2 separate regions of the Homo sapiens genome follow, and region 2 is linked to region 1. Evidence: chromatin loops called from intact Hi-C (ENCODE). Cell type or tissue: chondrocyte. All regions are shown on one strand.

Region 1 (2,500 bases):
GCGGCACCCTGTGTATGTGCGAGTCTGTCCCCACTGGGTTCTGGGGCCAAGGCCATGTCAGGGAGGGGCCTCTGGGGCCATGCCAGGGGAAGTGAGGACTGGGTGCTTCTGCTGCCCACGGTGGCGGCCCAAGCTGAGAGTGCTCTGAAGCGCCCCCTCAGGGCTCAGCTGAGCCCGGCTGGCTGCCGGCACCCCTGGCAGGGCCTCAGGCAGCCGAGCTCCTCTGCTGGACACCCCTGCACTCGGCTGCCCAGAGCACGTGGTGCAGGCAGGCCGACAGCTCTCCCCGCCCCTGGAGGCGCCTCTGGCAGGTGGCCCAGCCTGGGAGAGGCCAGGAGGGGGCCTCTGCAGCTCAGGCTCCTTAAGGACACAAGAAGGGCTGGAGGTGGGTGGAGAAAGGAGGCGGCCCTGTGGCCAAGGTAAACCCCTTTCAGCATGGAGTGGCCACAGGCTGCCTGGCCTGAAGGACGAGGCCAGAGTAACGGGACACAGGCAGGCTGAGCCGTCCACACCAATGCCCAAGGTACTGCATGGTGGCCGTGAGGGAGCAAATCTCCCTCCATCCAGCGCGACAAACAATCCAGGGCCTCTGCTCACCAGAGCTGGAAGAGCGCTCTCCAGCGCAGGAGGGGGTCTGGGGACATCTTCCCAGACAGCACCCAGGTGGAGAGCAAGAAGCCGGCCAGGGTCACCTAAGGAGCCGGCTCTCAAGGGGAGGCCGGGGGCTGCCGGGCCTGCCCTACCTGTGGCACAGAGGGCAACGAAGGTCTGCGCGTGTTTGCGGATGATCTGTTTGTTCTCCTCCGCCTCTGGCATTTTGGAGAGGAAGTGTTCAATGAAATCGTGCGGGGTCATTGCGGCCAGGTTCCACTTGAGCTTGTTCACCAGGAGCAGCTCCATTTGCTGCGAACACAGGGTGAGCGGCCATCAGGGGAGGTGCGGGCCAGCCCGGGGGCGCGGGGAAGCCGGCAGCACGGGGGCCGGGCCACGCCGCACCTCCGGCTCAGAGCACTGGCCCCTGCGTCTCGTGCGGTCCTGGATGTTGGAGGGGAGGGCTGGCGAATGCTGGGGACTCAAGGGAGCTGGGGCAACACGCAATCCCAGATCAAAACAGAAAAGGCGCCCGCCGCGTGAAAAGACTCTGCAAGTGGAAACAAAAAGACCTCCCACCACCTGGAACTGGAGGCTCAGCGCCGAGCGCGGCGCTCCTCGTGCAGCCGCTGGAGGGCGCGCGCCGCCCACTTTTCGGCCACACCGCGGGGCGCGAACGCGGTGGGAGTCGCAGGCAAGCGCACACAGGGCGGCGGGACGAGGGCGGCTAGGATCCCGCCCGCTCCCCGGACAGGGACGCCCGGCGGCGGGGCCGCCCTCCCTCGGAGGAGCAGATATGTCAGAGGCGGGCCGGCCGCCACCGCCTGCACCTTCCCCGGCCCCGTGGTCCTGCGTGCGGCTCGCGGGGGGCGGGGGGCGGCGGGGTCCAGTGGTTACCAGCAGCTCCTCGGGCCGGATGGAGTTGTCGGTGTAGATGCACAGCTTCTCGGCCGTCAGGGGGATGGTCTCCTTCATCTTAGAGGCCACGAACATGCAAGTGGCCCCCAGCAGCTGCAGGCGGCTCTTTTTCACGGGCTCCAGCGACAGGAAGCGGTCCAGGTAGTTCATGGCCAGCGGGAAGACCTCCTCCTCGCACTTCTGTTCCTCGCAGACCTACGGAGGCACGGGGCCCGTGACCGCCGCCGCCAGGTCGCGCCGCCCCCCCGCACGCCCCCGCACCCCCCATCGCGCTTGGCAGGGCCGCCAGGTCTGGAGGGCGCCGAGGGGTCGGGGCTGGGGGCGGCAGGAGCTTCCCGTGATGCGCCCCCTCCCCCGCGCGTCCCCAGTACCCACCCTCCCCGAAACTGAAAGGGAAAGTCCCCGCGAGGCTGGCACGGTGGGGGCGGGAGCGGGCACAGCTGGGCGGCGTGCGCGGCGGCGCGGGCTGCCGGCCCCCGGGACCCTGGCCCGCCCTGGAGCTCCGTGGTCCCTCTGACTGGGGGTCGACACCAACTGGGGTGCGGGGCCGCGGAACGGGCCGCGGGGTTGGGCGCCGCGCCTGCGAGACACAAAGGTGGCGTCCCAGGCCGCCGCGCCGCATTTCCCCAGACGTCATCTTTTCAAAAAATATTTAAAAATATTAAAAAAATAACTAAGTGCATAAAAAAACCCTGAAAATGACCCTCGGGCGACCCTTTACCCAGGCCGGGGGTTGGGAGTTCGTTACAGGCTCCGGGGGGAGCCCCAGGAATTCAAACTCCGGGGCCCCCCCTTCCCCCTGGGCGCGGGCGGCGTTTCCCTCTCGCAAGGGCACCACGCCGCACTTTCAAAAATTATTTTAAAATACTTGCGGGCCCCTCAGGCGCCCACCGAAGGTCTGAAAATGTGCTCCCAGGCCCCCGGCTCGCTCGGAGAAGGTCCTCCAAGCCGATATCCCTGCAGACGGGGATCAAGCCCTGGCGTCTTGGGG
Region 2 (2,500 bases), 630 kb after region 1:
GCCTGCCTGAAAGGGGTCACCACATGGGGACTCAGTGAGAGGCTGGGTCCTCACCAGACGCTGAATCTGTGGAGGCCTTGATCTTGGCCTTCCAGCCCCCGGAGCCATGGGAAACAAACGCCTGCTCCGATAAGCCCCTGGTCTGCGGTACTGCAACAGAGCAGCCGGACACACCAAGCCCACGGGAAGGGGACTCCACAAACTCAGGCCAGGACGACCTTCCCGTTTACAAGCGCCTCTCGCTTATTTTGAGAGAAACAGATTTCCATACCAAATAAGGCGGTGGACTTCAGAGCCTCTGCCCACTTCACACAATTCCTTTTAAGTGTCCAAACGCAATTACACTTGGAACTCGCCGGGATTCAGCCTCCCCCGGCCTCCCCATGTAAACAAGCGTTCCAGCTGGGCCCCAGCTGGCTGCCCTGGAGAGGAGGGGACGGGTCACCACCCTGCCTGCTGCCTCCAGCCTCTCTCTCAGCCTCAGGCATGGCCCGTGAGCCTCCAGGATCCCAGAGTCCCTCCTCACCCCATCCCTGAAAAACGGACCCCAGGAGGCCAGCTGAGCCGCGCAGGGAGCAGTGCGAGAGTCCCTCTTCCACGCTGAGGTTCGCACATGGCCAGGACAAGCAGGAGGCAGGCAGCTCCCAGCGCAGGTGCAGGGGCAGCTCCGCTTCTCATTTCCCTTCAAGATGCCCACAGAGGCACATCTCTCCCAGTCTGGGCACTACACTCCTGCAGGGAAAGTTCAGAATTCCCTCGGGCTTCCTGGACCCTGAGAAAGTTGGCCCAGGGTAGGAGGGGAGCCTTCTCATCACCCCCTCCTCCTGGCCACCCTGCTGGCTCCCGCACCCCCGACTCTGCACCCCCACCCCTACCAATGCTCAGTGCCCCAGGCATGAACGCGTTCCAGGACCCCCCCCCACCGCCCGCCTCCAGGGGCTCAATGGGGAAGGGGGACCTGACTCATCCTCCCGCTGAGCAGCGCAGGCACCAGGCACCACAGCCCGCCAATTTCCAGCTTGCTTGCCGAGCGCCGTGATTTTCCACTTGCGCCATCTGATTGCTATTAGGGCTGGGGAAAAGGGAATTCCTGGTTCCATAAGCCCCCAGGGGGCCCAGGCCGAGTCCGGGGTGGGAAGGGGGAGGGGTGCCGCTTGGGCGGTGCTGACCACCTCTGCCAGTTCTGCACTGCCCCTCCATGGAGCCCTCGCCCTGCTGCCCCCCACTGCTCTGTATCAGCCCCTGAGTAAATTAAAACAACGGGGTGGGGACTAGCCCCTCCTGGGCCAGCCTGCCCCGAAATGCCCACTGGGGGCAGACCAAAGACGCCAGGCAAGTGTACAGCCGGTGCTCCCTCTCCTGGGCAGCCCTGCCGAGCAGCAGAATGTGAGGGAGATGAACAGCTGGACTCGGGCTGCAGTGCTCGGGCCAACGTGACGTCACCAGGCGGAGAGATGAGTTCCCGGTGGGGCTCTGGGGGGGGCTCCTGAGCGGGGCATTCCTTCCTGAAGCCTCATCCCCGCTCAGCCCTGCTCAGCCCCTCCTCCTACTCCCCTCCCCCTCCCCCTCCTGCCGGGCCAGGAATTGGGTTTGGGGCGGGTTCTGCTTCCAAAGCCATCTCTTCCAGCAGGAGAGGGCTCTACTCTGAGCTCCTATTTTCCAAGGCTCCGGGCCGCGCTCGGCGCTGGCCTGCTGCCCCGGCGGGTCCGCCGGCCGGAGGCGGGAGTCACAGGAAGAGCCCTCCACAAAAGGAGGCCTCGGCGGATCAGGACAGCTGCAGGTAGCTCCAGGGGCCCAGGGTCCAGGGGAGGGTGTTCCAACAACCGGGGCTGCAGGGTGAGGGCCAGGCAGGGAAGGAAAATGACGCGGGCACTGTAGGGGCAGAGAGGTGGACGCTGTCGGGGCAGGCAGCTCCCAGAAATCCTAAGGCCCCAGGCAGGGAGCCCTGAGACCCCAGAGAGGCTGTCACTCACCGGAGAAGCTCCCCTGCCACTCCTGAGGCTCCAGGGTTCCAGGGCCATGGAGGAACTTTAAAAGTCCCCCTCCCGTGGCAGGACCTGACCCCTCTCAGCTGGCCTCACCCCCAGCCCCACCGTCCAGCTCCTGCTCTGTGCTGCTGGGGGTGAGGGCTCCCTCTCGGTCCCTCCCCCAGCCTCACTGGCCATTCAAGCATGCATTCTAGAGGGGCTGGAACGGAACACCCAGCAGGCAGTGTCCCACACACAGGGAGATGGCTCCCCCTGCTCTCAGCCCTGGGGTGCACATGGGGTGTCCGTGTGGGCAGCCACAGGATGTTGGGCAACTGCAGTCCCACCTTCTCCCAGGCCTGCGGCCTGATGAAGCTGTTGGCCTTGGATGGAGGCGGCTCCTGGAATGATCTGCAAGGTCTCAGTCCCCCCAGACAAGCCTCTTCAATCCAAGCTGTTAAGCAGGGGACTCCAGACCCGGAGTGAGGAAAACAGAGGCTCTGTGTCTGGGGGAGCGAGACAGGCCCCTCTGA

The links. A loop is a pair of places that touch in the nucleus more often than their neighbours do. Peaks named below come from ENCODE experiments on the same cell type or tissue, not always from the same donor. Only the 100,000 strongest peaks of a DNase experiment are listed, where the experiment ranks them.
Region 2: it touches region 1 in a loop (3-fold over the local background); 4 of 110 quality-filtered maps call a loop at or near these places.

What each region holds. Positions count from the first base shown.
Region 1 is chr11:69,642,235-69,644,734 of GRCh38, reverse strand. It overlaps CCND1 (cyclin D1), which reads right to left. Exons shown (of 5, transcript NM_053056.3): 2 at 1,489-1,704; 3 at 744-903. Among named protein-coding and RNA genes, the nearest start is that of CCND1, 2.3 kb to the right of the region's middle. RefSeq lists an enhancer at 343-1,087 and silencers at 1,304-1,563, 1,694-1,753, 1,844-1,983. In chondrocyte, CTCF peaks have their summits at 202, 990 and 1,222 (motif pointing right); no DNase peak of the experiment used is centred here.
Region 2 is chr11:69,012,363-69,014,862 of GRCh38, reverse strand. It overlaps MRGPRF (MAS related GPR family member F), which reads left to right and starts at 1,617. Exons shown (of 3, transcript NM_145015.5): 1 at 1,617-1,780. MRGPRF-AS1 (MRGPRF antisense RNA 1) reads right to left here. Exons shown (of 6, transcript NR_120541.1): 1 at 2,315-2,500; 2 at 959-1,072; 3 at 547-732; 4 at 272-422. In chondrocyte, CTCF peaks have their summits at 1,126 and 1,325 (motif pointing left); DNase peaks (open chromatin) are centred at 1,433 and 1,708.